Linked DNA regions of Mus musculus: regions 1 and 2 are each linked to region 3. The links are chromatin loops, found by intact Hi-C in ENCODE. Cell type or tissue: heart. All regions are shown on one strand.

The links. A loop is a pair of places that touch in the nucleus more often than their neighbours do. Peaks named below come from ENCODE experiments on the same cell type or tissue, not always from the same donor. Only the 100,000 strongest peaks of a DNase experiment are listed, where the experiment ranks them.
Region 1: it touches region 3 in a loop (2.8-fold over the local background); 6 of 42 quality-filtered maps call a loop at or near these places.
Region 2: a loop joins it to region 3, with 5 times the contacts of the local background. A loop is called at or near these places in 2 of 42 quality-filtered maps.

Annotation. Positions count from the first base shown.
Region 1 is chr13:91,854,355-91,862,354 of GRCm38, forward strand. It overlaps Ckmt2 (creatine kinase, mitochondrial 2), which reads right to left. Exons shown (of 10, transcript NM_198415.3): 4 at 7,399-7,494; 5 at 6,784-7,005; 6 at 5,505-5,590; 7 at 4,841-4,964; 8 at 3,857-3,991; 9 at 1,384-1,509. Among named protein-coding and RNA genes, the nearest start is that of Ckmt2, 19 kb to the right of the region's middle. In heart, CTCF peaks have their summits at 3,307 (motif pointing left) and 4,685 (motif pointing left); no DNase peak of the experiment used is centred here.
Region 2 is chr13:92,479,487-92,487,486 of GRCm38, forward strand. Fam151b (family with sequence similarity 151, member B) reads right to left here and starts at 4,545. Exons shown (of 6, transcript NM_001163627.1): 1 at 4,442-4,545. The coding sequence starts at 4,466. It overlaps Gm52060 (a long non-coding RNA gene), which reads left to right and starts at 4,587. Exons shown (of 3, transcript XR_003950692.1): 1 at 4,587-4,650; 2 at 5,459-5,533. In heart, a CTCF peak has its summit at 4,038 (motif pointing left); DNase peaks (open chromatin) are centred at 4,025 and 4,535; H3K4me3 peaks cover 1,274 bases; H3K27ac peaks cover 930 bases.
Region 3 is chr13:91,806,228-91,814,227 of GRCm38, forward strand. Zcchc9 (zinc finger, CCHC domain containing 9) reads right to left here and starts at 1,469. Exons shown (of 6, transcript NM_145453.2): 1 at 1,383-1,469. In heart, CTCF peaks have their summits at 1,014 and 3,426 (motif pointing right); a DNase peak (open chromatin) is centred at 1,434; H3K4me3 peaks cover 2,188 bases; H3K27ac peaks cover 1,726 bases.

The sequences.
Region 1 (8,000 bases), 48 kb after region 3:
AAGAGTAGCAATTACTCTAACTAGTAATGACTCCATGAACTTTTTCTTCATCAGCCTCTTGTACAGAAGACTATACAATGACACCTGTGTGTTATTCTTTAGATACAAATTCTGGCCAGCTTCTCAACGCTCTGAGCACTGAATATGCTCATGATACAGATTTCCTTATTTACACAGCAGGTGGAACAGCCGTAAGTTGGATGGAGCTCAGTAACCTTTCAACCACTTTTCATTCAGAAGGAAACGAGGGCCTTGAGGGAAGGTTGGGCCACAAAGCCAGTTACATCTAGTTGAGCCCATGGTCCCTTCTCCAATAGATGTGTCCTGTGTTGGACAGGGTGTGGTGAGGTGGGGCCCTTTTAAACTTTTCAGGAAGGAACTTGGTGATATATAACTTTCCCAGTTCCTTTCTTAGGATTATATTCTGTCTAGAATTGTGATTCAAGTTATACATAAAGTAGGTTAAAATACCAATCAGAAAATGTTAAACATGTAAAGGAATATTTTTACCATATAATTACCCAAAATCACATAAAATTTTTTTTGAAAAGGTATTTCTCTATCCCCAGTCATGTTATTTATATTGCTATGATAAGGTATTCATAAGTTGTAGAATATGTTGTGAGACAAAATGGTAATGAGTACTGCTAGATTAAATATATGGCTCTAAAAATACTTTTAGACACTTTACTAACTTTTATAAATATCCCTTAGAAATTTACAATAAAACACTAAGCTCTGTTTGACTCTGCAAGTTGAGAGAACTTTATACAGTGGCCCTTCATACTTAGTCCTGTGAGCAGAGGCTGCATCCCAGGTTGAGATAACTTCCTGTGCTGACTATCAGTGTGTACTTAGTACTCAGCTGCCTGTTCCTAATGAGTTCTGACTCGTCTCACTGAACCTATTGTTCCTTTATCACAGGAGTCCCTTGGCCTTATAGGCTACACTAAAGCCGTGGAAACTATTAAGGATCTAAGATGTCAAGACAAAGATGATAGCATGTGGTCTTCAGCAAGGGAAATCCAGAGTCAGGAGAGGTTTTCGCACGTTTAGGCTCTCAGAAGGACAGCACACGTGCTCTCTGAGTCCCTGGGGATAAAAGACTGCTGTCCTTTAGCACCTGGGAGCGTCTGTTGCTTGTGATGGCTCAGACAGCTCTCAGGGGGCTGCTCTCTAACAACAGCCCCACTGTGATTCCTCGACTTCCCTAAAAGGACTCAGAGGGGATTGTGTATCTTCCATGTTATTCCAAGGGTTATTTTCCATGCAAGAGAAACACAAGAATGAATAGTTAAGTCGGATTCGGTGGGGAACATGGGATTGTGTGAATGCAGTCAGGCTGACCCTCGTTAGTACATTTCCGGTTGAGAGAGGCTTTACCTCTGATCTGCCGATCCGATCTATGTTGGAAATATCGTACACATCTGCCACTGCAGCAGTGTCCACACCACCTGTGCCACGCTTTTGGAGCCGCAGGTTCTCCAAGATCTTAGAAAAGCGTGGATCCTAGGAGAAGGTATACTGTTGAGGTCATTGAGCAAAGATGCTAAAAAGGACCAGTAACCATCGATAGCATATTTACACTATACGTGGGCACTGGGCTCAAAGCCTCCCAACAGCTAATGAAGTGGCTACTACTTTCACACCATCAAAGTCCACTTTCTGGTGCTGTAAACAAACAAACAAACAAACAAACCCTACCTTATCCAGAGGATGGTGGAACATGCCTTTAATCTCAGTATTCCAGAGGCAGAGGCAAGTGGATCTCTATGATACTGAGGCCAACCTGGTCTACATAAGGAGTTCCAGGCCAGCTAAAGTTATGTATTGTCTTGAAAGGAAAAAAAAAAAGTCCCTGGCACCAGGTCACTCATAATAATAGAAGCCCTTTTGGTTTGAAGTTAGGGTTGGAAGTTCAAGAACATGGTGCTGGCACCTGCTTTGGCATCTAGTGAGGGTTGACCTTGCTGCATTATGCTGTGGCAGGAGTCACACATGGTGAGACAGAGCATACATGCTTGCTTGGATCTTTCTACTTGTATAGCCACTAATGCTATCATGGAGGCCAAGGCTAGGACCTCAACAATCCTAATTACCTCCCAAGGTTACACATGCCATTGGCATTGGAATCTGGTGATGAAATCTCTAACTTATAAACTCATAGGGGACAATTGAAGCTATACTAACCCCTAAACTTCAGATAATCAAGCAGCTCCAGGGGGATTAACTTGCCCAAAGTTAGACGGAAGTCAGCAGAATTGCAGTTGATTATCTTCATATAAATGCACACATGTATTTGCTATGGATGCCAGCTTTTGTGTGTTTGCTAGTCACCTGTATACCGATTTCATTGTTATAATTAAAACCATGAAGCTAAATCACTTCAAATCATGTTCTTTTTTTTTTTAATTTTTTATTAGGTATTTAGCTCATTTACATTTCCAATGCTATACCAAAAGTCCCCCATACCCACCCACCCCCACTCCCCTACCCACCCACTCCCCCTTTTTGGCCCTGGCGTTCCCCTGTACTGGGGCATATAAATTTTGCATGTCCAATGGGCCTCTCTTTCCAGTGATGGCCGACTAGGCCATCTTTTGATACATATGCAGCTAGAGTCAAGAGCTCCGGGGTACTGGTTAGTTCATAATGTTGTTCCACCTATAGGGTTGCAGATCCCTTTAGCTCCTTGGGTACTTTCTCTAGCTCCTCCATTGGGAAAATCATGTTCTTAATATTGGAATTTTGAATAACAAAAAAATGCATGCCTTCTTCTTGATAGGCTGCACATCTCTAAAATTGTTTAAGCGTCCTCGATTTACTTTGTGTGCTGTGGCAGAAATGGCTAGCTATACATCAGGATTGCTTTCTCTTTCTCCCAGCCCAGGAGCTGCTGAAGATGTAGCCATTTGCTAGCTAAGCCCTTGCCACCAGAATGAGCAGAAGTGAAGTGTATCACTTCCCTTCTCTTTTTTTTTTTTAAGATTTATTTATTTATTATATGTAAGTACACTGTAGCTGCCTTCAGACACTCCAGAAGAGGGAGTCAGATCGTGTTACAGATGGTTGTGAGCCACACCATGTGGTTGCTGGGATTTGAACTCTGGACCTTCAGAAGAGCAGTCGGGTGCTCTTACCCTCTGAGCCATCTCACCAGCCCCATCACTTCCCATCTTACACCTTAAGTCTTTTGGACACGCCTACATGCTCTCTCCTTTCCTCAGGGCTAGAACATGGACTGATTGTGACTGGAACCGAGGAAAATGCTCTAAGCGGTCCACACAACGCCCCCTACTGGCAGCCTCGCCGAGTGAAGGCGCTTGCTGCCAGGCAGAATGGCCTGACTTGAATCCTTAGATCCTGCAAATTGTCCAATGGCATTCACTGTGTACCACACACTCCCCCCAAACTGCACAAAATACAAATAAGAAATGAAAAAACAACAACAACAACAAACAAAAAACAAGACAAAGAACAAGTCGCACAAGAATGGCGTAACAACCTGTACTGCCTAAGTCCTCCCTCCAGGCCATTCTCTTCTCAAGCATGCTCAGATGTAAAAACAAGGTGACAGGAACCCAGAGAGCATAGTAGGGCAGCTCCCACACCTATCCTGACTTGTTAAGTGGTAGATTATTATTTTTGAAGCACCATCCCCTTGTCCAGGCCTGGATCCTTTTATGTTAATTAATGCAAATGACTTAAAGCCAGCCCCGCCCCTTCCATCAGTGCTCTGTTGCAGGTGCCAAAGGTCAGGGTTAAGGAATGAACACTGATGTTTCCTTCTGAAAAGAAGTCATATCTGAGCTGATCCTGAAGGGACTCAACAAAGCTCCTGGTCACCCGCCATTACCTTGCTGAGCTTCGGGATCCTAACGTGGACACCAGCTCGCAATCCAGTTCCGAGGTTCGAGGGGCAAGTCAAAATGTATCCCAGACGCTCATTCCACATGAACTCCCAGCCTCGTTCCTGGATTAATCGTTCCACCTACAGATGGAGTAACAATGTGCAAATGACTGACTTCTCAAGTACCTGTTCCTTCAAGTCACCCAGACACCAGGGAGAAAGACCAGTACAGCACATGAGTGAAACTGGTGGATCTACGGGACTTGTGCTTGATAATTCTTCTATTAGAGTATAAATAGCAATCTTTTCAATCAGATGGGCATATAAAGCATTTAACACAGTTCCTAGAAGAGTTTAAGCCCTCATTAAATATCTGTTGATACTATTTTTTTTTATGCAAAGACTATAGGGGAGCATAGGAATTCTCTGCTGCTAAGCCTGTGAGAATCTATTCTTGTTGCCCATGTCCCAGCCTCTGCCCCATTCTACCTATCCCATTTCATTCACCGCATCCACTCCTTCTATCCTTATAGCATATTTAGAATAGAATGAGAAAATAGTGAATCACAGACTCCCCTCCAAAGAGAAAAGCCGCCCCTTTTGGAAGCACTACTCTGAAGATTTGATTCTTAGGAGAAAGAAGGAGTCCCACTTTGGAAGTTTCAAAGCTATCTTTTTAAAAATGGAAAATACCAAGGCTAAAGAGATGGCCCTTCCCAAAGAGCTTTGGCAGCTCTTCCAGACTATCTCTTTTGGATCCCAACACTCATATGGTAGCTCACAACGATCTGTTGCTACGGTTCCAGGGCATCCGAAGACACCCTCTTCTGGCCTTCAAGGGTACTGCATGCATGTGGTACACAGACATCACTGTGGGCAAAACACTCATAAAATAAAATAATAATAAAAAATCTAAAATACATACACAGATATGGAAACTAGAGAGGTTTTATTCTGATGACTATCGAGAAACCCCTAATGGAATCTTACTTCCTTTAGTCCACGACAGAATCTCTCAAATACGCGTTTCATATTGCCTCCCTTTTCCATTGAGATCACCCTGGTGTGGTCTTCCTCATTTATCCAGATGAGAAATGTCTTGTCATAATTATGCCTAACGAAGACAGAAATTCGGTACTGACTGTTAATTGCGTTTATCTGAACACATGGAAAAATCTCATTACCTGATTGCTTCTTTTCACCTTCCCCATTCCCTGGATGGCCCTTATCTCTTAATTGTGCCTGAGCAAGTACCACAGAATAATGATAGCTTGCAGAATGGAGAATAAAACTAAACCCAGCCATTAACGATGCCAAGAATGTTTTTACCCTCACAAGAATACAATCCTTCCCTTCATTCCTCAAACAAGAGAACAATAGTTCAACTACTCTCTCTCTCTCTCTCTCTCTCTCTCTCTCTCTCTCTCTCTCTCTCTCTCTCTCTCACACACACACACACACACACACACACACACACACACACACACACACACACCACACGCTCTCACATACCATTTTCAATTATACTTGCGTCCCCATTTCCCTCAAGCCCTCAAGCCCGGCATGCTGTCAACTGCAGTTCACAGCAACCTCAGGTTAGAAGAAGCAGATGATCTGAGAGCCTCAACACACAGGGAAAATGTAAAAACCATACCAGATTCCCCTGGCATCAGGCCAGTCACGGGCCATTCCAGCACATGTTAGTAAAGGGGACACTGGCTTATCAAACAGAAAGTGGTCCTGTGGGCCAAAAGGGACAAAGCAGAGAGATGAGCCTGTGGAAGTAGGTAAGGGCCAGCTTATCAAGTTTCAAATTACAGATAAAGAGGACTCTCAGCAGTGTGTCTCAGATTCTTTGTGTGGTGGAACACCTTGGGAGCTTTTAAAAAACAAAACCACTGATGCCCAGAGCTCACACTGAGACAGGATACCAAGTAAAAATCAGGGGTCCATCTAGATAGAATCTCTAACAAGTGGGAGCCCCTGGAGACTGGAGAGAGGAGAGGTTGTAGAAAGACACTCTCTGGGAGGAAGCTCACCCATAAACAAGAAGCCAGGGTGGCTGCTTAAGGCAGACGCAGCCTTGCTCTGTAGTGGCAGGCAGAGGGTGGCAGCATCTACACACACCAGAAAACTGAGGAGTACCAACTAACTAGATAGCTGCCCTGTGTGCTTGGAAAGAGGATGCGCCAAGTAATTTATATCTTCTGAGATAACAAAACCTCCTTTCTTCTTTTCTTGGAGTTTACATCAACATTACTTTAAAAAATAACCGCTCCTTTAAAATTTGTAATAATGAAGAAATAAAAGGATCCATGTCCAGCACTTGAGAGGCAGAGTCAAGAGCAATCCTGTGAGTTTGAGGCCAGCAAGCTACATATTGAGACCATGTTTCATAAAACCCCAAAGGACTGCATTTTGTTTACCTTAGAGCCAGTGAGAAGCCCACAGGCGCTCAGAGGCAGCAAGGAGGAGTGCCGGTAGGCAGCTCGGGCTGGCTCTGAACCAGACATGGAAAGGACCTTAATTTCCTGCCTAGATCCTCTCAGCCTCTAGAGTTTTCTTAGAGTGTAGTATGGGAAAGATCCTTTAAGCATGAGTAAGATTTCCATACCGGGTTGAGTTCATTTATTCATAGGTAACAGGAGGCAGATAACCCATTCACCTCCACTCTCCTGTGCCAAGCCCAGCACTCATACTGAAGTTTCCTGTTTTCCTAACTTGACTGCCTTGTCTGGCCTTAGTAGGAGAGGATGCACCTAGTCCTACAGTGACATGATGGGCCAAGATGGGGTGATACTCGTGTTCCCCCTTGAGATGCCCCAGGCAAGCTTCAGCCCTGAAGGACTAACTCTAACTGGGTAGAGGCCTAGTCAGAGCTGGGGATCCAACCTCTTTCCAGGTAGACCCTGGGTGATTTGTCACCTACTCACATCGATGAGACGTTGCTGATCCTGCTCCGTCATCTCAGACAGCTTGTAGTAGCGGCCAGCCAGATCGCCCTTCAGGCCCTCCAGGGCAGTAATGGCCACATTCTCCACCTCCCTTCTCTCTGCTCGGGAGCAGGCTGGAGGCAGGCTCAGCCCGCGGATGCTTCGGCCAGTGCGTACCCGAGAGGACAACACATAGCGCTCATCAAACTGCCCGTGAGTAATCTGCCGGGTGGAGCAGAGTGGAGGGTCACCATGGTAGCCACAGAGCACATGCAGCTTCCCTGGAAACCTTCTGGCATTGCATCACAGGGAGCATGGCTAACGGACAGATGGAACTCCAGCTCTGGGGTTTAACCTTAGTTAAGTAAGGTGGGGTCTGGAGTAGGGAGTTTCAGTTGGGGTAAACTGTAGGAAAGTTTGAAGTTCCCATAAATTGTCCTCTAGAGATGTCTTAAAGGAGCTTATTAAACTCCCCTATCCTTCTAGGGCATATGATGAAGTTGGCCATTTTTCCAGGTACATCTCACCAAGGGAACACCTCATAGGTTTTCTCTTCTGTCTGTGGATTCAGGAAATCTTGCATCATGGGAAAAAGAAATGGAGCCTGGAGCCTACCTTGGATGCATCCAGGTCCGTAGGATGCTTCATCACCCTAGGGTCATAGCCATTGTGCCTTAGTTTGATGACAGGATCAAAAAGGTCAGCAAATACCTATAAGCAAGAATATCCTGTAACTGGCTTGCCTGTTAGCAAAAGACTTTTGCTTTTCTCTGTTTCCTTTCTCCTCAAGGGCCAGAGGGCCAGGTTGGATGGCTTCCTGTGAAATTCATGCACCATGCGGAACATGCATAGAAGAGTATACTAGTAGATGAGAATGAAAAGAATAAATGTGCACAAGATAAACTAACAAACAAACAAATGTTCATTCTTGAGGGAGAACTGGGCTACTAGACTGTGTTTAATCTCTTCCCTAAGGATTCTGCCAAACCCACTGGATGAGAACATCTGTTGGTTAAGAACTCAAAGGCTTTCTGCATTGTTAGCTAAAAGAAGTCACCAGCTCAGGGGCTAAGTACATTTTGTGATCAGAAGAGAAAGTCAAATTGTAAGACTCAAAGCAAAACACAAAGTCTATGGGGAAACCCAGCTGTGCAAAGCAAGGGTCTCTTACTTACCCTGTTGGGGACCTGTCCAGACTCAAACCAAAATGAGCTGCA
Region 2 (8,000 bases), 670 kb after region 3:
ATCTACCCTCACACCGTGACGCTCTGGGCAGCATTCACAGGCTCAGCTGGCACATACAAATACAAGCAATGCATACATCCGCCAGTGGCTTATGCCTTACCAGGTTTCTCTAGGTCTTGTTATTCAGCGCTAACCTCCTTGTGTGCCAAATATTCTGCCAACTGTTAGCTTATATCTGCCTAGCAACAGTTAAAAGCCTAAAAAAAAAATGCTATCACACATTGCCAATAAAATATTAGGAAAAGGAGGGAGTTTGAGAGATGGCTCTGTGGTTAACAGCACTGACTGCTCTTTCCGAGGACCCAGGTTTGATTCCCAGCACCATCATGGATGCTCACAACCTTCTGTGAGGTCCAGTTCCAGGGAATCAACTCCCTCTTCTAGCCTCCACAGGCACTGCATGCCTGTGACGTACAGACTGACATGAAAACAAACACTCACATGTATAAAAGTATATAAATTTTTAAATATATATTTATATATTGCAATAATTAATCTTTGGTCAGAAAATAGCACTTCTTTCATTTTGAACTACCTCAGTTCATTTTGATTCAAGTTTTATAAACATGGCATTATTTTCTGTGTCTGGGTGCTTTGTCCACCATGTCTGTGCCTATTGCCTGCAGATACCAGAATACAGCACTGGATTCTGGAACTGGAGTCACGGACAGCTGTGAGCTACTAAATGGGTGCTGGGAACTAAATTCAGGTCTTCTGCAAGTGGTTGTAAAACCACTGAGCAATCTTTCAAGTCCCAGCATGTTGGTAGTTTACATACCAAATTATAAACCATTCCTTTAGTCAGGAAATAGTGGGTCAATAAAGACAATGTCTGACATCTTTAGCAAGCACTCTCCATAAAGGAAAGAGAGATGGCTGAACACTGCCCCCAGCAGTGCCTGCTCCAGCATGAGGCCCTGTTCATGTATGCAAAAATATGCATGGCCATATTTAAATATTCAATTCAGTCATTCTAGAAGGCACATTAATTCTCAGTAGTGACAAGTACCAAGTAAGAAAACAATCAAATCATAGTATACATTCATGATTTTTTTTTTAAAATCATAATGGTTGTGGCTTTGGACACTAAAATCACACATCTCAGCGGCTCAGGATAGGTTATAAGTTCAAAACCAGCCTAGACTACACAACAGGATGTAAGTAAGATCCTACCTAAAATAAGGTTAGGAGGGACAGATAGACAGAGACCAAATGACCTAGAAAATTGGTCCTTCTTTCCTGGCACATAGGTTGTTGGAACAAACCTAGGCATTCATAAACAGTGCACGTTAGGTTTTGCCGTGGCGCCTTTCAGCTGTCTTTACACTGCATTCAGAGTGTAAAGAGTGTAAAGAGACCTTACACAAATAGTAATACACAATAATGCAGGATTTTTATGCATGCCAAATACATTTTTCTTAGGTAAACTGCTCTTCTGTACTTAGTGAATTATAATGGAGTTATGTCCAGGTAAGCTAATTGTTGGGTTAAAATAGCCTAACTCAAAATACATTCAACATACCTACAAAGCATCACAGCTCAGCTTAGTGTACTTTAAAATGTTTGGAACATATAAAGTAGGTAATTTATGGCTCATTGCAATGACCAAGGCAACTTATAAAAGGAAGCATTTAACTGGGGGCTTGCTTACAGTTTCAGAGAGTGAATTCATGGTTGTCATAGCAGGGAGAAGGTAGGCAGGCATGGGGCTAGAGACTTAGCTAAGGACTTAGATCTTATTTAAAGTTTAAGCCAAGGCAGGGGTTCGGGCCTGTCATGGGGTTTTTGAAACTTCAACGCTTGCTCCCAATGGCACACCTCCTCAAATAAGGCCAGGCCTCTCAATCCTTCCCAAAATAGTTCTACCAACTACAGACCAAGCACTCACTGGAACTTAGAAGCCCATGGGGGGCCATTCCTATTCAAACCACCACAAAGAACATCTGCCCTTTGATTGAGAAATTCTAGTTCTATGGATTTATTCCATAGACAAACTCATTTGGGAGAATATATTCCATTCAAGAAACATAATGGGGCTGGTGAGATGGCTCAGTGTGTAAGAGCACCCGACTGCTCTTCCGAAGGTCCAGAGTTCAAATCCCAGCAACCACATGGTGGCTCACAACCATCCGTAACGAGATCTGACTCCCTCTTCTGGAGTGTCTGAAGACAGCTACAGTGTACTTACATATAATAAATAAATCTTAAAAAAAAAAAAAGAGAATGTTTAAAAAAAAAAAAAAAAGAAACATAATGCATTGCCTGTAATAGCAGGAGTAAAACTTCAAATGCTTGTTAACACTACATAGGGTCCATTCTATGGCCCTTAAAATGAACAAGACAGCTCTCTAGGTACAGTAGAATTTCAGAGACAGAAGTGAAGAAAGCATTAGAGCAATGGAGCCCCTACAGAAGGAGGGGTAATGGGGACCTGTCCATGTATTACACAGGAAGGAAGAAACTAAGGCTGCTAGTCAGACGCCTTCAGCATCTTTGTGAACTTGCGTCTTTTTTTTTTTTTAAATTTCAAGAAAGCGAGGGCACAAGATATTTTACGGAACTTAAGGTTGCTAATCAGAAATAAAAGGACATTTATATGAGTGTATACATTTTAATAACAAGGTCCTTATAAGTCTACAGGGAGAAAGGCCAGTAAAAGTTGAGGTGATATAGTGAGAAGAACTCAATCAATTATTTCTGACTTGAAAGGTGCAGGAAGAGACCCTGTGAGCCAAGGGGCCAGAAAGGCAAGAACACTGTCATCCACACCTCCTGGAGAAGAGCATCCCTGTTAGCACAGTGCTCTTAGGCCTTTGAGATTTGATTCAGACGAGGGAATTGAAAACAGCTGCAGGGTGGGGCGGTGTCTCCTGTCAGAATGCCCCCTTGCGTGTTAGATGTCCTTAAGCCACAGTTATGTTGTTTCCTTTGCATAAGAAACATCTAAAGCACCAGCGCTTTTCTCTACACTTGTTCACTAAGGAAGGGCGCGCATCTTCCAAAGAGCCAGTGCCATTGTATTACAGTGTGGTATGGCTGTGTGAGCATGTGCATGAGGAGACCAGAGGACAGTCACAGATGTCATTCTTGTGTTTTGAGAGAGGGAGGCTTGCTAACCTGGAGCTTACCAAGAAGACAACTCTGAGTGGTGTGCTATCTCCTTCCATGGATCCATCTGTTCCCATCCCCCCCAGTGCCCTCCTGTACCAGGGTCCCTGGTTTTCACACAGGCTGTGTGGATGGAACTCTTGTCCTCATGCCTGCAAGGCAAGAAGCTTTGCAAATGAGCTCTTTCTCCAGCCCTGCCAATGTGATTTTGACACCTACCTCTCCCTCTTTTGTGGGCCTCGTGGGAAGAAATACCTAAGAAATTGATATTGAATTGATCTACTATGGGTTGGGAGGGGAAAAGTCTCACCTTACCCAATAAATATGCACCATAAACATTTACAGAAACTTTCTTAAAATTCACAGTACAAAACCAGAGGGAGGCCCCCAACCTTGAGAGAGTCCACTCTATTCCTTCTTTGACGTTTGATAAATATAAGAACAAATAAAAAGAGTGTGAAGTTGAAGAGAGGTTTGGTAAGATCTGGGGGAGAGGGAAAGATAAATTGATCAAAATACATTGTTTAAAATCTTCAAAGGTTTTATGCAAAATAAAGAAATATTTAATGTTTATGTGTGTGTTAAAAAGCAGAGACGGAGAGATGGCTCAGAGGTTAAGAGCACCAACTGCTCTTCAAATTTGAAGGTCCTGAGTTCAAATCCCAGCAACCACATGGTGGCTCACAACCATTCGTAATGAAATCTGATGCTCTCTTCTGGGGTGTCTGAAGACAGCTACAGTGTACTTACATTTAATAAATGAAAAATCTTAAAAAAAAATAAAATAAAGAAGGTAGAGGGCTGAAGAGATGGCCTAGCAGTTAAGGGCACTGACTGCTCTTCCAGGGGTCCTGAGGTCACTTCCCCAGCAACCACATGGTGGCTCTCAACCATCTGTAATGGAATCCGATGCCCTCTTGTGGCGTGTCTCAAGACAGCTGCAGTGTACTCATACAAATAAAACAAAACAAACAAACAAAAAGTGAAAGGTTAAAAAAAAAAGATAATGTGGTATGTATGTAAGACCTTTTTGGAAGGATCCACCCACGAATGTGTAGCAGAAATTTGAGGGGGAAATGGGCTAATGATTGGGAAGGACTAGAGACCTTACTGAACCATTTTGAACTTTTAATATCAAAAATGAATTTTCCTTTTGTATCTAAACAATCGATTTACCCTAAATTGTTTCTACCTTTGTCACACGGAGATACTCTTCGGCCTCAGTTAAATCAGCCACCACTTGAACACCCCGCAGACACTGGCATTTACAACTCAATAACAAAACAGGAAAAAGAGTAGGCGGTACCCTGCCCGCTGAACCCTCCACACTTACCCGGGCCCCCTGCACATGCTGCCATGGTGACAGACAGACGCAGCGATCTGCGCAGGTGCACAAGGTTGGCAGTCTCCTGGTTGTCTTCCTGGCGGAAGCCAGATGACCTGACCGGAACCTCTGCGCCAGTGATGTAAAAGGTGCGCATGCGCACTGGAACTGCTAGGCTTGGGGCAGGGAGAGAAGCGGGGATAGTGGGAAGAGAGGAGGTGGGTCGCGGGGAGAGGATTGCGGGGCACATTTCCCATAGTGCAGTGGTCCAGTTCTGGTGTGGAGCTACTCATTCTAGGGTACAGCGGGCTGCAAAGCTAGAATACATTACCTGACAGCACAAACGGAAGTGGTTCTCGCCCAACCCTTCAGAGAGTAAAATTTTTAAGTCACTCTGACTTGAGTGGCAATTTTGGCCTCAACCGGGTCTCCAAAGTCTCTGGATTTCCTCCAGCTCAGCCAGAAAATATAGCCCCATTGCTTTATGGTCTTTGGTTTTCTACCTGTATCTTCACATTTAAACTTACTTCTTTACAAACAGCATAAACCACACACCTCTCACCTCAAGAGTTTATTCCTGAACCAAGTATGAGTGATAATCGTTCTAGAACACGAAACCAGTTGCCCCAGACATATTGCATAGTTTAGTAGTGTTTTTCGCTGTTTAAGAAAGTTATATATCCTGGAAAATTTCAAATACTTTTGTGGAAACATCAGGCATGCAGTTTACAGCAAACTGAGTGCACGTTTCCGTTCCTATCCGACGGTTCTTGGGTTTCAGGCTGGTACTGTGTTAACACATTCCAAAAGTTTCACCTAGTCACAAGGACATGAGGTCAAGTAAGCAATGCAATTAAGGGAGCTAAACACAGCACAAGAAGATGCTGCTAGAGCTTCAACATTCCAACACCCTCACCCTGGAAGTTCTAACCACCAGCCTTGTTAGTAATGAAATTGCTATTATCAAAGTACTCCTACGAATACAGGCAAGATTTCTAATGGATTTTTGTTCCTTTCTGCAATTAGGATGCTTTTTACCAATCGCGGAGTAAAAAACGTTCAGACAGAAGCAATGGAACCTACTTACACTCCATAACCCAGGTAATTAATATAGTATGACTACACAATGCTACACTGTAAGTAAGAAATGTCACTATGAACACGGTGTGGATGACCCTGGAAAAGTTAAAAACTATGAGTCGTTGCGTATGTAAAGGAAATCACTGTCAGGTAGGCAGCTGTGCCCTGTGCTCACTGCAATGTTAACTCCTAAAAGCAAGACACAAAACCAACCTAAGATCCACCAGTAGATGAATAGATAAAATGTAGCAAGGCCCATCATGAAGTTCAGGGTTCATATAGGAGACCCTGTTATTTGCAACAAGGATGAACTGTCAGATGTTGGGTGAAGGAGGACAGGCCCAGGAAGACCAAGGCTGCATGATTTCACTTCTATCACTGACCTAAGAATGCTGACCTGGACAAAAACTGATGATGGTGGTTGCTGGTGCTGAAGGGCAGAGTTGGCAGAGGAAAGGGAGATAGTGGGGCGATGTAAGATGTCAGGACACATTTCAGGTGGGAGAAACAGATTCAAGTGTTCTCTCACACAGCACAATAATTACAGCAATTCCAATGTCTTGTGCACTTTAAGAAACAGAGAGGAATAAGATCACTGCTGCTACTACCTCCAATTCATGGGATGGCACACACGATAAAGATGACTACCTGTTGAAGATATGTGGTGGAAGAACAGGGTAGATCCGTGCAGGTGGGATCTGCACAGCATTTAGGATTATAAAGGTCCTACTGCTTCTGTCTGGACATTTTTTACTCAGCCATTGGTAAAAAGCATCTTAATTGCAGAAAGGAACAAAAAATTAACACGCTAAATTTTCATGTTTCTTTTTGCTGAACTGTACACACAAGTCAAACATTTCAAAGCCACTCAACAAAATATCAAACCTAGAATAAGTAAGCAGTTTCTGTTTTATTTCAAGAAAGTCTTTTATCACTTGAATCATATCAAAATTATTCTATTAAACTTCTAGGGGCTGGAGAGATGGCTCAGTGGTTAAGAGCACTGGCTGCTTGTTCTTCCAGAGGTCCTGAGTTCAATTCCCAGCAACCACATAGCGGCTCACAACCATGTAATGGGATCAGATGGCCTCTTCTGGTGTGTCTGAAGATGGCTACTGTGTATTCATATAAATGAAATAAATCTTTAAAAAAAAGAAAGAAAGAAACTTCCATGAAACAACACAGAAACCTAGGTTGTCAGGAACCTACACAACTGTCAAAGTAAGACTTTTATTATTCAATCATAAGCGTTCTTGGTGTTTCAGACTTGAGGCCAAATGCCCACTGTGCTACAAGCTCCTCCTGAGGCAGACACGGGCATCCTCCAGTCAGTAACCCATACTCACTCAAGAGTCATTTCTCCACTGCAGCAGTTAAAATGTCCCTGTATGTTAACTCTCTGTTCCACACATCCAAAATGAAGGAACTTACAATTCAACTGATGAAACCTGATAATGGTCCTTTTTTATATGTAGCAAACACAGGCACATGGCTTGTTCAATAGATGCATAAAGCAAGATTACAGTTCACCTCATATTTCAAAATGCAGAGAAACTGAGTTGCATTGTCTTAAGGGCTGGAGAGATGGCTCAGAGGTTAAGAGCACTGACTGTTCTTCTGAAGGTCCTGAGTTCAAATCCCAGCAACCACATAGTGGCTCACAACCACCTGTAATGAGATCTGGTGCCCTCTTCTGGTGTGTTCAAAGACAGCTACAGTGTACTTACGTGTGATATTAAATAAATCTTTAAAAAAAAAAAGTCGTCTTAAGACCATAAACAGATCATTGTAGATTGACTACAAAGAGCCAACCAATTTCTTTACTAAAATTTCAAATTAAGTCCAATGTGAAGAAAAACTATGATAAAGCAAGTGTCTGCATTCAAAAAAACCCATCTCCAAAGAATGCTGTAAAATGTGCCTCTAACATCTTAGACTAGGATTCCAATTTTTACTGTTTGTAGACACTATGAAAACAAATTCAAAGTTATTTTACCACAGAAGACCCTTCCACTATTTGGTAAGTTCAATATTCATAAACTGTACAGTTATACTTCACAGTATACAATATACTGAAAAAGAAACAAATTATGTAAACAAAATGAGCCTGATATGTAATCATCTTTATATTACATCATTTCGACGTTGCCGTTTTATTTACTACCTGTAACATTTCACATTACTTGTGGACATTCTCCTCAAATATGTGTCTGGCTGGTCCAAGTGTGATTTGGAGGAGAATCACGTGCCTGGATCTATAAGGTGCAATGCTTTATAAATAATCCTTCTTACACAGAGTTATTTAGTGTGACTTCCTGATAGATACAATGAGTGTTTTTAATACAAAAATATATTTCACATAATAAAAAGGCATCAAAACAATGATTACATTTTATATAAGTTAAATGACAGTTTTTTCTTTTCTGTTGTCTGAATTAAACTAGAAAGCTCTATCACAACCTTTAACTTTTTGTTAAGTTAAATATTC
Region 3 (8,000 bases):
CAAATATACTCACATTTTAAACTTTAAACCATTAAAACTCTTCATTTAGGTAGGGGTACAGACACATGGTATGCTGTGTAGACATTTTTCTACAGTATTTTGGCATTGAACAGAGAGGTTCTACTTCAGTTGAAGAAAACAACATATGCTTAGTTAAAACTAGAAAATATTTTGCCAGCAAATGATTTTTAAGTTAGAAATCATATGTAAATACTGTAAATGGTCCTCTTAAACCCTGCCGTCGTCCTGGCCATTTCTTTTCCTACCTTTAAACCAGTCTGCCTTCTCCCAATCTGCTTGCTTAGTTTGCCATTTCAATGCAACTACTTGCAAAGCACATTAGTAAACATACACAAGTCTTGTCCTTTCGTCTGTCTTTCCCCTGTAGATGTATAAAGGCAGTCTATAAAGTGTCTGTAGTCACATGGCAGTCTTCTCTTATTTAATGAGGGTGACTGCCATTTGCAGTCTAATGGTTTTAAGTCATTTTCTTTTTTTTTTTTTTTTTCGGTTTTTCGAGACTGGGTTTCTCTGCGTAGCCCTGGCTGTCCTGGAACTCACTTTGTAGACCAGGCTGGCCTCGAACTCAGAAATCCGTCTGCCTCTGCCTCCCAGAGTGCTGGGATTAAAGGCATGCGTCACCACGCCCGGCTTTAAGTCATTTTCAATGAACCCATTTTAGTGATCCAAATTGTAAAATAAACTTCACATTAAGAAATCTTGTTTGTTTACCTTTAATAAATGCATAATTAGAGATTTTCATTTAGAATGCAGATGTAAGCAGTTTTAAAAGGAGTGTATTTTAAGACGAATTATTTGGCTCCAACATAAAATTGAGTATTTTACTTTGCATACTACCTAGCAATTCTGAGAACAGTTTCTTTTTCTTCTTTAATGAATGAATACACCAGACACAATCAAAGGATTATTTCAACTACCGAGTTGCCACTTTCAGGGCAGCATCCAGTGTGCCAGGCAACTTAAAGCCTTGGCACCAGGAGTCTGCAACATGCTTTCAGGGCCGGTGAGTGACGCTGTATGCCACTTTACAGTGCACCGGTCCCCCGTCACCAAGAGGGCGGATCCTCCTCCCGCACACCCGGAATGTGAGACTCTGGGTGTCTGGAGGGTGACACGGGACAGCCGGACAGCCCTGGTGCCCCCGCACGCGCGGCATCGCTTCTCCATGCCCGCCCCAGCACTGCGACCCGCGGGCACCCTAGCAGGCCTGCGGGGCCCGCTCCCAGCAACGGAGCCGGCGATCCGACAAGCTAGCTCCCGGGCTCTGCCCTCGCGATCTCCCGCAGGAGTCCGGCCCCAGTCGGCCAAGGTAGCACAGAGGCGCCCACGCCTTAACCGGTGGTACCCGCGTAGCTCCTTACCGGGTCTGAATCCTCCAGAGCAGCTGAGACAACGAACCAGAGAAGCCCGGCCCCGGATGAGATCGCGGCCATAGAGACCGGAAGTGCACCGTCTCCACGCGTCACTTCCGGCAGGCCAAGCAAGGGAAGCGTGAGGTGTTTGTGGGTCTTAAACTGGGGAAGGTGGCTGGCTTGTGCCAGTTTGTGGGTCGTGTAGTGTTTGTTTGTAAGGGCGCTGCACTGGAGTCCCCGGACACAAAGATAATGAGCGCCCAGTCTGTGCGGTCCCAGAATGTGCAGTCTAGATGACGGAAGGACTCTTGGGAGGAAGGTCTTCCTTACACGGTCCTTTGAATTGGACAATATATTTCAATGAATTTGAAATAGTAGCGAAATAGTGAGAGAGAGAGAGAGAGAGAGAGAGAGAGAGAGAGAGAGATAGACAGAGACAGAGACAGACAGAGACAGACAGAGAGAGGGGGGGGAGAGAGAGAGGGAGAGAGAGAGAGGGAGAGAGAGAGAGAGAGAGAGAGAGAGAGAGAGAGAGAGAGAGAGAGAGAGAGAGAGAGAGAGAAAGAGAGAGAGAGAGAGAGAAAGAGAGAGAGAGAGAGCCGAGGCTCCGCAGTGTCAGCGCACCAAGAGAGTCGCTGAGATGCAAGTCTGAAGAGACCTTCGGAGCACCTATTGCTTCTGAGTGGTACTTCATGATTGCCCTGCCTGGCGTTAATTCACAGTTGGTGGCCGGAGTTCATTTTTCAATAAAATTCTAGTCCTCCGTCCTATTAGTGCTCCCCCGCCCTCCCTCGCTCGGGAAGCCTCCCCCAGGTTTGTTCAGTGAGAAACGGCATGGACGTACACATTTAGTCCTCCATCAGGCTCTGTTTATTTTGCCTCTTAAATATTTGATCCACTGCCTCTTCTCGCCTTTTGTCTCTACTGACTGTCCCGTTCGTTCCTTGTCTCAGCTTTCACTGTGTTGGCCCGAATTTTTGCAGCTCATCTGGGCAGACGTTTTTGCCCAGATGTTTTACACAAGTGAACTTTTGAAAATATAAGTCAGAGCGCCAGATCCAATTGGTGTCTTCCAGACTAAACCCCTTCCATCTTTTCTCAATGTTGAGATGATATTCAAACTCTGGAAGAGCATTTGTTACAATCTCTGTCCTATTTAAGCTCTGTACGAAGGGGCCTTCTCCCATCTTCTTTTTGTTTAGCACCAGGATTTACATACGCTGTTCTGCTTACATAATACTCTGGTTTCTTTAATTATGTTCTGTTTCAAGTCTTCCAAGATTTTATTCTTATCTAAGCCTCTGAAACATCCTCTCCCAGGCCATGCTTTTTGATTCTTTTCACAGAGGATTGTATAATAAGTTTTACTGTATCCTGATTGCCTCTCACATAATTGATCCCCATTCCTTACTACATCCGTTAGCTGGATAAAGAGTTAAAATGGGCCCAGTTTTCCTTAAATGGAAAATCAGTGTCAGAAAAATATTGTGATTTGGTATAGTAAATGCCACAAATATCCCAGAAAGTTTAAAAATACAAAACAAAACAAAAACAAACAATCCTCTAGCTGTTGGGAAATGAACTGCTTAAAAGATGGGTGATGGGAGCCGGGCGTGGTGGCGCACGCCTTTAATCCCAGCACTTGGGAGGCAGGTGGATTTCTGAGTTCGAGGCCAGTCTGGTCTACAAAGTGAGTTCCAGGACAGCCAGGGCTATACAGAGAAACCCAGTCTCGAACCCCCCCCCCCCAAAAAAAAAAGGGTGATGGGCCGGGTGTGGTGGTGGACGCCTTTAATCCCAGCACTCCCAAAGCAGAGGCAGGCAGATCTCTGAGATTGAGGCCAGCCTGGTCTACAAATCGAGTTCCAGGACAAGCAGAGTTATACAGAGAAACCCTGCCTCTAAAAACAAAACAAAACAAAACAAAAAGAAAGGTGTGTGATAATGCCTCTTATAGCTTAGTGACCTCAGCCAGCTGTCTCCAATACTAACATTTTAACTAAGTGTGAAATTTTATTTTCTGTTGATGCCTAGCCTTGAATATAATATATACCACTAGATGGCGCATTCAACAAAAATGGTGTCCTTTTAATGCTAAATTTCCTTGAAGATCTGATTTTTGGAAGTGAGGGAACACTTCTGTTTTGATGATTAGTAGTTGAGTAAACAAATCATATACTAAGTCCTCAGGATTCATGAGGAAGCGTTAGTATTCCTACTAGTAGTAGCTACTATTTACTGAGTACATCTACCCACTATCCTGGGAGGTAGCTATTGCTTTTTCCATTGAACAACGAGGAAATAAGCCCAGAGAGCTAAAGTCACTCAAGGTCACACAGGCAGTAAGAAACAAAATGAAACTTTGAACCAAGAACTCAGTCTGTATTTATGTACTCTTCTGTTTTGAAATACTGCAGAGCATTGTCTGCTTGTAATCACTTAAAATATGCTTTATTGAGTTATCCATGCCAATGTAAGACTTAGGGTGTATATTGCTTATAATTCAAGAGATTATACTTTTATTCTATGTCTCTTTTACTTATTGATATAAATATATCATTTCATGACAAAATGTAAGAAAGATGTTAAGTGAGGAGCTAAGGGTTTCATTATCAAGAGACATGCTTCATTTTTTATATTCATATTCATGCCCTCAGAGATACAATTCCAAGTGTGCTTTATTAGTCTCCTCGCCATCTTTCAATTCTTTAAAAAAAAAAAAAAACCACGATTAATCATCATATAATCATCAGGCAAGGTCTTTAAGTAACATTGCATCTATGCTCAAGGAGCTAAGTAAATGCTGAAGGTGATTTCGGCAGTTTGGAAAAAATGTTGTAAATGGATCGTGAGATGCTCAGTCTCTGTTTAAATCTTTATGTTCTGGGGATTGAAATTCAGCTAGCATGGCAAGTGGTTTGGCCATTGAGCCATCTCCCCAGTCCTGTTCTATTGTCTGAAAATACCAAGGGTTCAAAGTGTATCTCAGTTGTGGAGCACTTGCTCAGTTCACAACGACCACCTCTCCCAACATTTGATCCAAAACCACAGAGAAAACTATGCATTCACATTTTGGTAGATACCACCTAGTCATCTGTTCAAGCTTGTACCGAGGTATTCACTCAGAGGCAATGCACGAGAGCAGCTAGATTCTCATCCTCACCTGAAGAGCACATTTACAAACTCGAGCTGTTGCCAGGCAGCCGAAGGTGAGCATGACCTATAGCTGTATGCAGTGTCTGTTCATTTACTACAAGGGGGGTTGAGCTTGTTGCTGCTTCTGAAAGAAAGATGAAATTTCAAGACCTGTAAGTCATATAAAGTACTCAGAAATTGCTGGTTGTTTGTGAGCCTAGAGGCTGCCTGGGGCTGAGAAAAAAGAAAAACAAACCTGGGTATGCCCCGTAGTTAAAACATTCCTGGGAACATCTTGACCATAAGATAAAGGGGAATGTGAAGACATAACAGGGCTATCTGAACTGAGTCAACAACTCACAGAACTCTGACACCCTGCACGTACATGTAATTTTTCTGCTGATGTTTGAATAAGCCAATAGTGTGTCGCTATGCTGAACTTCACACCCCTAAGCCCCTTACCCCATAAAAACCCTTAGCTTTCGAGCCTCGTGGCCGACATCCGTTATCTCCTGTGTGGGATGCATGTCGGTCCGGAGCTCCGTCATTAAACGACCTCAAGTAATTACATCAGGGTGGTCTATTCATGATTCTTTGGGTGCACGCCGGATTGGGAATTGAGTGGGGGTTTCCCCACTAGGTTCTATCACTTCACAGTTTCTTGTGTTTCCTGTAAGCCAGCAGCTTATATTACTTAACAATTTCTTCCTTCATCTCCCTTTTAAATTAATCTTCAGTTAGCATATCAATGAATGGGTTTCATCGTGGCATTCTCATACACACGCGTTATGCTTAGCATTCACACTATAATTCAAATGCTGTCTTTAAATATCATTGTAGGGAAAAGGTAATACCAGACACTTTAATATTAATATGTAATAATCATCTGTCTAGCTGGCTAGATAGTGAGCATGCAGAACTAATTCATAAAGACAGAATGGACCCAAAATGGAATGGATCCTCTGTGTCTTATTTTAACTATTTAGGCTTTGGTTTTACCCATGATTGTTATATAGCTGGCATTACATTTTTATGGAATGAATATGAAGATGGATAAATACAAAAAGGGAGGTGTTTTCATGTTTGGTAAATGAATGGATTGTAAATCAGAGTGCTTTAAATTAGTTGGATAATATGGTTAAAACAGTAATGACTACAAGATACGGGAAGAAACTCCCCGAATTACGTAGCCCATTCTGATCCCACAATCATTCTTCACTAGTTTTGCCTCATAGACGTAGAGCTTGTAAACCGACTTTCATCTTGCCTTTGATAGTACCCAACACAGGTTGATCACTGTCTCTTGATGGGCTCATCATTAAGTGGAGTTTGTGCCACCACCTGTCATACAGCTTGATGCTGTTAGCAGTTGGTGGTTTTGACTTTAGCAGTTAAGATGGAAGGGGCTGAGCATGGTGCTGTAATACTAGCACGTGTAAGATAGAGGCTGGAAGACAGCAAGTTTGAGTCCAGCCTGGGCTACATAGAGAGACACTGTCACAAAACAAAACAAACAAAATAAAAGAAAAGGCAACAACCAAAACCACTCAAACAGAAAATCCAGAACATGAATAAGGGAAGTTTATGCATTAAATACATATATTTTGTGTTTAAAATAAAACTTCAGAGCCGGGCTTGGTGGCACACGCCTTTAATCCCAGCACTCGGGAGGCAGAAGCAGGCAGATTTCTGAGTTCGAGGCCAGCCTGGTCTACAAAGTGAGTTCCAGGATAGCCAGGGCTATACAGAGAAACCCTGTCTCAAAAAAAACCTAAATAAATAAATAAATAAATAAATAAATAAATAAATAAATAAATAAAACTTCAAAACAAAACATAACTTTAGGGCTGGAGCGGTGGCTCAGTTGATAAAGCACTGGTCACATAAACCTAAGGACTTTGATTTTGATCCCAGGACCCATGTAGAAGGTCTATTCTAGTGGTGGGTTGCTATAACCCCAGTAGCAAGGAGGCAGAGACTGGCAGATTTGTGAGGTTTGCCAGACAACTAGTCTTTCTCAGCTAGTGAGCTCCAAGTTCAGCAAGAGACTCTGTCTCAAAGTATTAAGTAAAGAGAAACTGGTGAGGACAAATGGTGTGAGCCTCTGGCAAAATATACTTTAATCATACCCTAAAGTTATATTCCAAGGTTATCCCAGGGAAATGTGTGAGAAACATCTGTTCACCTCAAATACAGAAGGAACAAGCCGATTTAAAGATTGCCAGCTCCTTTAATGGGCTTATTAAGATTCTTTACAGGAACATAGAGCTGCCACAACAAAGGGTCCTCCAAACCTGTTCTTTACACCTTACAGAGTTCAGTTAGAGAGACAGAGACACACAGAGAGACACAGAGAGAGAACAAGAGTGAACAGAAAGGTGTGGGGGTGGGGCAAGAAAAGTGGGAGACTCTTGACGTTAGACTTTCCCATTCCCTGTGGATTAAGAGGTTTCTGGAGTTTTCTCTTCACCCGGGTACCCACTTCTAAACGCAGGTAGCCGTGAATCCAGCTAGGGCATAGCAGAGGGCAGTGATTGGTGACTTACTGGTTCAGCAGTCTTTGGAATTCTTCTTCCCCAGTGTTGCTGGTACAGTTTTTGCATGTGTGCACTAGTTGATGTCTGTGTTGTGTTTCCTGCCTATACTCAGTGGAAGGTGGTGTAGACCAGTTTACTTCTGCCATCCTATGTGGAAGTATATCCTTCCCCACTAGAGTATTATATATCCATTCCTTCCCAAATCCTTCCAGAGTGACAGGCACCAGGTCAGCCCGCTGAAAGGGACTAGGAAGTCCTATACTACAAGACCACGGGTCTCCAAAGCCCTGACTGGATGCATTGGCTTCCTCAAGGCAGCCAGCTTTGCTCAAGACTCGTGTTGAATACAGACAGGGCAGTGGCAAGAGAGGAAAGCTGGGGACAGATTTGGTCAAATTGAAGAGTTCTCATTTTTATCACTTAGAGTTTAAGCAAGTTTAAGTCACTGAAAGGAGGAAAGATTAATTTGGATTTTTTTGTTTCAGACATCACACCAGGGAAAGCATTGTAGAGTGGCTCAGTTCATGGTGTCAGGAGTGCATGGCAGAAACAGTTGTTCATGTCAGAGCAGATGGGAAACGGGCGAATGGGAAGAACTCCGGGCTGGGTATAAAACTCAGAAGTTTATAATAAACCTCAAATATTCCGTGGCCTTCCAAAATAGCACAGGCCATTGGGGTTGTTTCAGATTCAAAGCATGGAAGTATTGTAAACCCATAGACTAGACTTTTACAGTAGACAAGAAAAACCGAGAAGAAGGTTTTGTATGAAAAAGTGTGCCTGCTTTGGTGGTCATCACCTTCTCGACATTGAACTTCATTAAAATATACAGAACAGAGTAGCAGAAGATGGAAGTGGGTTATTGACTCCATTGTTTGAATGTGCGATGTGGACCAGAGCTGCTGTAACAGCCTCTGTCTCAGAAATTCTGCCAATGCTTTTAAAGGCTGTTTTA